Linked DNA regions of Homo sapiens: regions 1 and 2 are each linked to region 3. Evidence: chromatin contacts called from ENCODE Hi-C or POLR2A ChIA-PET data. All regions are on one chromosome and are shown on one strand. The core of a region is the stretch at or near the end of the contact, and the rest is flanking DNA. Distances in the headings are between cores, read along the strand shown.

The links. Hi-C counts contacts between places; a loop is a spot of excess contacts on that map. ChIA-PET counts read pairs that join two places held with the same protein, here RNA polymerase II (POLR2A). Pooled maps may share reads with other maps.
Region 1: a loop to region 3 is called in a map of GM12878, with 6 times the contacts of the local background. The contact joins the enhancer-like site here to the promoter of SLC35A3 in region 3. A Hi-C loop is called at or near these places in 1 of 168 maps with a recorded cell type or tissue (GM12878), 6 of 37 single-sample maps with no recorded cell type and 4 of 50 pooled maps. POLR2A ChIA-PET finds 5 or more read pairs at or near these places in 5 of 52 experiments (H1, K562, activated CD4-positive, alpha-beta T cell and 2 more).
Region 2: a loop to region 3 is called in a map of gastrocnemius medialis, with 11 times the contacts of the local background. The contact joins the promoter of SLC71A1 here to the promoter of SLC35A3 in region 3. A Hi-C loop is called at or near these places in 32 of 168 maps with a recorded cell type or tissue (B cell, CD4-positive, alpha-beta T cell, CD4-positive, alpha-beta memory T cell and 23 more), 23 of 37 single-sample maps with no recorded cell type and 34 of 50 pooled maps. POLR2A ChIA-PET finds 5 or more read pairs at or near these places in 32 of 52 experiments (A549, AG04450, CD4-positive, alpha-beta T cell and 25 more).

What each region holds. Positions count from the first base shown.
Region 1 is chr1:100,076,371-100,079,070 of GRCh38, reverse strand. It overlaps SLC71A1 (solute carrier family 71 member 1), which reads right to left. Exons shown (of 12, transcript NM_033055.3): 9 at 1,794-1,906; 10 at 523-620. Among named protein-coding and RNA genes, the nearest start is that of SLC71A1, 40 kb to the right of the region's middle. RefSeq lists enhancers at 1,190-1,339, 1,350-1,399. Within about 2 kb of position 1,335, at least 2 of the 41 ENCODE cell types and tissues checked have a DNase peak (open chromatin) inside an H3K27ac peak, as active enhancers do; they include GM12878, where a contact is called at or near this core.
Region 2 is chr1:100,036,753-100,039,452 of GRCh38, reverse strand. SLC71A1 (solute carrier family 71 member 1) reads right to left here and starts at 1,358. Exons shown (of 12, transcript NM_033055.3): 1 at 1,137-1,358. The coding sequence starts at 1,220. It overlaps LOC124904230 (a long non-coding RNA gene), which reads left to right and starts at 1,445. Exons shown (of 7, transcript XR_007066251.1): 1 at 1,445-1,723. RefSeq lists silencers at 732-921, 1,382-1,561 and enhancers at 1,042-1,321, 1,284-1,886.
Region 3 is chr1:99,968,596-99,971,295 of GRCh38, reverse strand. It overlaps SLC35A3 (solute carrier family 35 member A3), which reads right to left and starts at 1,300. Exons shown (of 8, transcript NM_012243.3): 1 at 1,134-1,300. The region is part of intron 1 of LOC124904230 (a long non-coding RNA gene); the gene reads left to right. RefSeq lists enhancers at 851-940, 1,661-1,710, 1,771-1,820 and a silencer at 1,061-1,260.

The sequences.
Region 1 (2,700 bases), core at 86-2,585, 110 kb before region 3:
GGTCTCTCAAGGTCTCTCACTGTGTCGCCCAGGTTGGAGTTCACTGGCCTGATTTTGGCTCAGTGCAACCTCCGCCTCTGAGACTCAAGTGATCCTCCAACCTCAGCCTCCCAAGTAACTGGGACTACAAGCATGCGCCACCCTGCCCAGCTAATTTTTGCATTTTAGTGATGGGGTTTCCCCATGTTGCCCAGGCTGGTCTCCAACTCCTGAACTCAAGCAATCTGCCTGCCTCGGCCTCTCAAAGTGTTGGGATTACAGGTGTGAGCCACCATGCCCAGCCTCATCAGTAAATTTTCTATGAACAGAACAGATAAGCCACATATTCTAAGTGAGAGAAAAGGGAATATGTATCTACCTAAGGATAAATACCCTAGAATCTGCTTTTCCTGTTTATATCAAAAGCAATTTTAAAAGTCTCTACCCTGAAGATATACTTATGTTTCAGTACATAGGAGACAGAACACAGGATTAGAACATTCTGTACTTTTAAATAATTATCGCTAGTTCCTATCAACTCACCCTGTTGATCAGCATCAGCAGTTCGTGAAACAAGTGCACTGACAGCAGGAAAGGTGATGCTAGACATGGCTGCTACTGCCCCAGCAGCCCACATCATCCTATAAGGAGAGCAGCAAAACAAAAACAGTAAATTCTTCTCCACTGTACCTGAAAGTCAAACTACATAATTAAGTAATTCTTACTGTGAAATGGCTGTAGAGAAAAGGAGAACTGAACTTGCTTACTAGGTGACTATGGGCAAGTCGCTTAACAATCTGACCCTGTATACAAAGACAGCAACTTAATTCACAAGAGTGCTGTGAGGGTGTAATGTAAAATAGGGATATCATGTTCCAAACTGTAAAATGTGCTGGGTATTATTTCTACAGGCAATTGAGAGGTTATATTGAGGATAATGTATAATATAGATGACGAAACATCATCAAATATTTCCAAACACATGAAGCCAACAAGTCTTTGGCAAAGTTCTTATGGATGGATTTGTGAAGATATCGCTGATTTGATCTAATCCTTAAATTGTAAAGAACAAGTAACTTGGATGTTCCTGGCTTGATGTTTAAAAGAAATGTTTTAGGTAATTTCAATTGTGAGCACCTCTTTGCAAAGGCTAGTTTGGAGAACAAATCATCACCCTCTTGATGCTTGCTTATATCCAAGTCCAAACAGAGACGAGGCAGTCAGTTGTTTGAAATATTAGTGCAAACCATGGAGTTCAGTGCCATAATGCCTGAGCACAATAATACTATCTACGTGGGCAGCCTGACAACAAGCGTCACTACTCAAGTCCCCTGCAGGAAACCCGACTGGTCAGAAAAGCTGAGACACAGCATGAAGCTGGCACCAAAATAACTGGATTGTTTTCACTTCTGGTTTGCTATCAGTAATGATCACTGGTTATACAACTTTCTTTTTCCTGACCAGAAAAACAAAAAATGTAAATAACTTTCAGGGCCTTGTTGCTATGGGATTACATACTTTTTCCTAGTAACGGACTGATTTAGATTAAATGCTCCTTAAAGATTCAAAAGCTGTATAATCTCATTCAAAAATTCAGCCTGTCATTTAGCTATAAAAGGTCACCTTTTTAATCCTCAAGCCATTCTAGGAGAACATATAAATATACAAGTGGCAGACTTATATTAGACACATTTTGAAAGATAAAAAGCATAGTATGAGACAGATTACAGTCTACCCCTCAGTTGAGAAGCAAATAAAAACACAAGGGCTAACACCAAAATTAAAAATATTAACATTAAAATATTTATACTTACCAAGGTTCTGAACCAAAGCCATACCATGCCAACTGTAATATTTGAAATCCTAGACCCAGTAAAATGGTGTTCTTATTTCCAATTGACCTCATAAGTAAACTCAAGACTATGGTCTGAAAAAAAAAAAAAAAGATTTATCAGAATAAAGTTTTAAAAAGTGACTTCTTTCAATCTACACTATAAAAGGACTATTGGCACTTTTCTACAATTTGGCTGATTTTCAGCAATAATTGCCCTGAATATGTCTGAGATCACTAGTCCAGGTCACATAAGCAGATGAAAAGTCCCTCTGCTGACATAGATCCAGACTGAGAGTTAGAAAACTGAAAGATAAAACTTCCTATTCAGTACATTTCTACTGAGGACCACTTAAATCAGTAGTTGAAAATGGAAGGGTCAAAAGTTCTAACTAATGATTTGGAGATCCCCATTACATAATAGCCTTAAAGCTTGTTTAGGTCCAAGTTAGTCTAAAATGCTTATTTCCACAACTAAAGAAAAACTAACAGAACAATGATTACCCATATATTATTTACCTAAGTTAATCTGTTGTTGAAACCATGATGCCTTTTATAAACAGTAAATTAATAAGCTTGATTTGGGATAAATGCAGTATACTATACAGCAGACTTTAGAAAAACAGCCTGGATCATAATCTTGGCTTTGTGTGGCTCTCAGCAAGTCACTTCACTTTGAGCCTCACTTTTGTCTCTTTGCAAATGGGGATAACAGCACCTATTTCAAAACCTTGTCATGGGAATTAAATGAGATATATTTACATAAAGTTCTTAGAATTGTGCCTGGCAATAATCAGCGGTTAATAAACAATATTATCAGTGGGTGGGTTTTCTTGTGCCTCCTTTTTCTTTCAAAGTCAACAAAGTTCAGCAGTGATTTGGGAACATTA
Region 2 (2,700 bases), core at 109-2,608, 68 kb before region 3:
TAAACTTTGGCATATTGACTGGGCCGTGTTCTGAAATGTCATAAAATTTTGTCACGTTTTTCAACTGAATTCAGCAAATCCTCAATGGTGGCCTACTTACACATTTACTACTGTGCTAGCAGTTGATCGCGGCTCCAATAAGATATAAACAGAAATGGAATTAATGGTACAATTTCTGCACACTTCAGGTAAGTGAAACATATATATCACCTTTCCATTCTATTTCAGAACGCGGTATCAGCGGATGCAACAAAGACCACACAGTGTAGCAACGGAGAAATGTTAGCATAAAACAGTTTTGTTTTGTTTTGTTTTTCAATTAAAAATCCTACGTCCCCAGCTGGTTAACTACACACTGCATAAAGTTTACTGTGATGACAACTGTTTCTAAAAAGCAAACCTTTCTTCCCTTCAAAGTGTCCTCCTCCGATCCTTAGGCCATGACTGATTCTAATACTTTTGATCTTAAGACACACAGTGATGACTTTTCTTTGAAAACTAGCAGGTTCGAATGTAGGCCCCAGGTGTCTGCCGTCATGCTTCCGACTCCGGGAAGTGAGGGAAGCCCATCTCCGGTCAGGGTTTACTGTAAGCAGCCCAGAGCCGGAGCACCGACGCAGAGAGACGTGGAAACAGAAAGCGAACGTACTACGGGGCCGCAGCGGGATCCCCGCGCCAGACGCCACCCCGTTAGCAACATATGGGAGAGCAGGGATGGTTCCCAGCCCCTTGACAAGCGCGGCGACGGCTCCGCGGGGCCTGGCGGCGAAGGCGAGGCGAGGCTGCGGCGACGAGGGGCGCGGCGGGCGGGCCGCCGGGGGAGCCCCGCACATTCCTCCCCGCGGCGGAGGCGCACGTGGGGTTCGAGGCCGCAGGGCCTGCAGAGGCGGCCAGAGCAGAGGGCGGCAGGTGCGGGAAAGAAAGAGGACGGGCCCCGGAGGCCGCAAGCCCGAGCAGCGGAGGACGATTCCCGGAGCGGCGGCATGCGGGTCCGCGACCCCGAGGCACCGGCAGCTCGGACAGGGTGGGGGAAGGGAGGGAGGCACCGGGACGCCTAGAGACGGCAGTGTGGGGGTCTGAAGGAGAGACCGGATGGGGGCCCCGAGGGACGCTCGCCGGCGCGGAACTCAGCTCACCGTGCCTCCGTCCTTAATGATGATCTTCTTGGCCAGCATGATACTGCGGTTCGCGGCCCGTTTCTTCTTCTTCCCCTGGGTCATTTTACCATCCTCGATTCCTGGCGCTGCTGCAGCCACTCCCGGGGCGGCAGGCCCCAGCAGCTAGTGCCGTCCCACCACTACTGCCGGGCCGAGCCGCTCTGGGCGCCCGCCGCCATCTTGAGGGCCCGGCCTGCCTCCGGCGGCGCGTCACAATCGTGCGATCAGCCGACGAGCGGGCCCCGCCCCTCCCGCGTGATACCGCCCCGCCCGCTCGCCGCCAGCCCACTCTACAGTAGCCGCGCGGCCAGGGTAACCGCGGGCTCGCGTGGGTGCTGCTGGCTACCTGTACAACTTCGTGCTCCGGCGTCACCAGCTAGCTAAATCCTCGCAACGGTTCTGGGCGATAGGGGCCGTTTTTGTCCCCCTTCTTCAGCAGATGAGGGAATTTGTTTCAAAAAGTTGTTACCTGCTCACGGAAACAGACGTCCTAAGCTATTAACACAATCTCCAGCTGTGTTCTAACCAAGACAGGAACCGAAGGGAACAGTAAAAAATCATTTTCCGTAAGTAATGGGTAACTTAAGAGATAATGTAGTGTTTCAGAAACAGTCTTGTCCTTTTGGTGTTCAGGGACCCCCGCTAGAACTCAGCTGGCTCACGCTTGTTTACCTCCCTAGACCCAGGACCTTTTTTATTCCCTGCCAAAAAAAATACCTTACCTGACCGATGTCACCCTTTGTGGCCCTCTACGTTTTTACTGTATTGTTTAAAAATAAATTTGATGGGAACATTGCTAGAAAGGGCAATTTACACAAGTGGAAGTGGACTTTAAAGTATCACAATGTTAAAATTAGATATTGATAACTACCGTGTTGTATAATAGAATATCCTTTTCCTTAAGAGAAAAACACGAGGGATAGGGATACACCGCATGCTCCCTACTCTCAGATGGTTAGGGAGTAACATGTATGTGTATGTATATGTAGGTGGGGAAAAGAGAGGGACAAAGCAAAATGGCGAATGTTTAAAAGTACTGAAACTAGGTATGGTAGTTCTAAGATATGTTCACAGATTCAATGATATTCCTCCCTGGAAGAGGTGGACTCTAATTCCCCTCCCCTTGAGTGTAGACTAGGCTTAGTGACTCTTGATAGATCAAAACAGAAGTGACAGTATTGACTTCAGAGGCTAGGTCATAAAAGGCACTGCATCTTCCTTTGCGGGTCTCTTTTTCATTCATTTTGGGGCTTGGAGCCTGGGGAAGCCTGCTTCCGTGTTTTCAGGACACTCAAGCAGCCTATGGAGAGATCCAGTTGTCCAGGAACTGTTTGTAGCCTCCTACCAAATGCCACGGAGTGAGTCACTTTGGAAGTAGATCCTCCAACCTTGGTCAAGCCTTTGGCTGACTACAACTTCATGAGAGACCCAGAGGTAGGACCACCTAGCTTAGCCACTCCTGGAATCCTGACTCAGAAACAGTGTAAGATGAAAAGTACTTGGTGTAAGCCACTAAGCTTTGGGGTTATTTGTTACACAGCTA
Region 3 (2,700 bases), core at 51-2,550:
TACTGGAGCCACCGTCAGACTCAAATTCTGAAGGAAAAATCTGAAGCCTCCCTAAATAATATAAAATTTATTAAATGCCTCCCTAAATAATTTACATTTTATTCTGAAGCCGATCGAGAGTCACTGCGTATTTCTGAGGAAGGAATAACCAAAAAAAGAAAGTCATAAGATCTTTGGCTTTAAAAGTAATATGGAGGCAAGTGACTGGAAGGGTGCCAGGCTGAGGACAAGTCCAGTTTGGAAGTTATTGCTATAGTGCAAGTAAGAAGAGGAAAGACGAGCATATTTAGCAGACAGGTAGTGGGAATGAAAAAGGGGAGAACTAAATTTGAGATGCTGAAGAGATAGAATCAACAGTTGGGAGGAAAGTTAGCCTCAGAAATATAAGTTTACAAGTCATTCCCTTGAAACACCCTGAGTTTACCAGTGAAAGTGAATAAGAACACCAAGTAAGAAACTGCACCAAATTTCATCTTTAACTACTAAAGTCGAATGTTGATTTCAAAAACGAAAAGACTTAATTTTCAAATACTGCATTTAAGAGAACATAATAAAAGATCGTCTTTTACTATAAAGCAATGCACCCACACACCTGTTCTGATGAGAATCTCACCCCACTTCAAACAGTCCTTGTGTTCTTACTAGCCTTACCAAGGGCAGCCTTTCCATTTCTTTAAGTTCCTGCGGCTTCTTGAGCTCCAGGTGCTGGTCGGGTGCATCTGTGCCTACCACAGGGCTCAACACCGAGCGAGAGCTCATGGGATGTTCACTGAAGGAATGACGGGCCCCAGCCGGGCCCACCCGTCACTAGCTCCGCACGCACCAGGCGCTGAGGCACACACTGCCGTCTTCATTCGCTTGACACACCCCTCTCCTCGGGCCTTTTTTCCTCCTCCACCCAGTACATTCCGCACGTCGTCCGTCGGAGTTACAACGTGTCACCTCATCTGCTCCCACCCCTACTTAGCTAGCACTGTATTTCAGGTCTTCGATACCGTCCCCTTCACCCCTACAGACTTCACATCAGCCCCCTCGCATGCCTCCTCTTCCTCCTCCTCCAGGAGCTTCCCGGGCCGCCCCGCAGCCGCTAGCCTCCTGGTTCCCGCCCCTCCCCAGGTGCGCTGAGGACTCACCTCCCGCGCAGCTCGACCGGCTGAGCCCACCACCGGGGGCCGCGGTTCAGCTCCGCCGGGCGCCCCAGGCTGCCGAGTCCGCTGGGTCCTACGCGACCGCTGACCCGCAGCGCCGCCGGCTCCCGTCGCCGTAGCCACCGCCAGCTCGGTGCAGCCCAGGCGTTTCCGGGTTCCCGCGGTCCCGTCCCCCAAATGCTCCGGCTTCCGCCTCGGCTCTGGCAAATGCCGTTCCCGGCTCGGCTCTGGCAGCCCCAGCTCGGCACTTGGCAGCTCTGTCCCTAAGGCGACGCACCTGGGCTGCTCTGCTGGCAGCCCCTGGTTCCTGCTTCACCGTCGCGTGGAGGCCTGGGGCACTGCTTTCTGCTACACCTCTCCTAGGAGCGCGAAACAGATGGAGTGACACTCGTCGAGGGCCTCTGCGGGACTGTCTGTTTGCAGAGGGTGCCAAGGTGTCCACTGCGTAAGGAAGGGCAAAGTCCTTTGGGGCAAAGAACCCTGAGAGGAACGGGGAGATGGATTTTGAAAGCAAACGAACCCTCTCCTAAAAGTGACTGTCACTGACCTGAAAACAACCAGATTAGCTATGGCAAAGGCTGCCAACCAACCAGTGGTCTGCAAGAAGGCTTGTTCTTCCACTTCACCCACCCTGACTGAGATCTTGAGACTGAAGGAAACCCAAAGCCGTACCACCAATGGGCCTAGTGTCATCAACCGGGAGAGGAAAAAGAAAACTGGGCCCAGAGGATTGCAGAGTTATGAGGGACCAACCCCTTCCTGGCTGCATGGATCACAGCATTACCTTTTAAAAGTGTTCCAGTAGCTGTGTTGGAAACCCTCTAACCACGGCAGCCCATTCAGGTGATGAACAGGCTGAAATCAGTACTTCAGGTTCAGCTGGATTATCAAATAAGCGAATAGGATTATCTCTTTTTGTTAACTCAGGGCTGCTATAAATTAAGCCTATGTCTCTTTATATTGCAAATGATTAAAACCATGTCCAAGAGAGACATACTTAGAAAAAAAGTGATATTGAAGAAAAATAAGTAACTGTATTAGAGTAGAATAACTGGTTTTAAAATTTTCTGCAATACAGTCTTGAGAAAATTCCTGGATGGTAAAATACATATTAGATCTTAATACATGCCCAGTTTTTTTTGAAACCAAAATGTGCCTGTTAGATGATGATAACAGCATGCCTCGTTTTATTGTGATTTGCTTTATTGCTCTTCACAGACATTGCTTTTGTTTTTTTGTTTTTTTTTTTTACAAATTGAAGGTTTGTGGCAACCTTGCCTCAAGCACATCTATTGGTGCCATTTTTCCAACAGCATGTGCTCACTTTGTGTCTCTGTGTCACATAATATTCAATAATTTTTGCAATATTTAAATTTGTTCATCATTATTATATCTGGTATAGTGCTTTGTGATCAATGATCTTTGATGTTACTATGGTAATTGTTTTGGGGTGCTGATATGGTTTGGCTGTGTCCCCACCCAAATCTCAACTTGAACTGTATCTCCCAGAATTCCCACGTGTTGAGGGAGAGACCTAGGGGGAGATAATTGA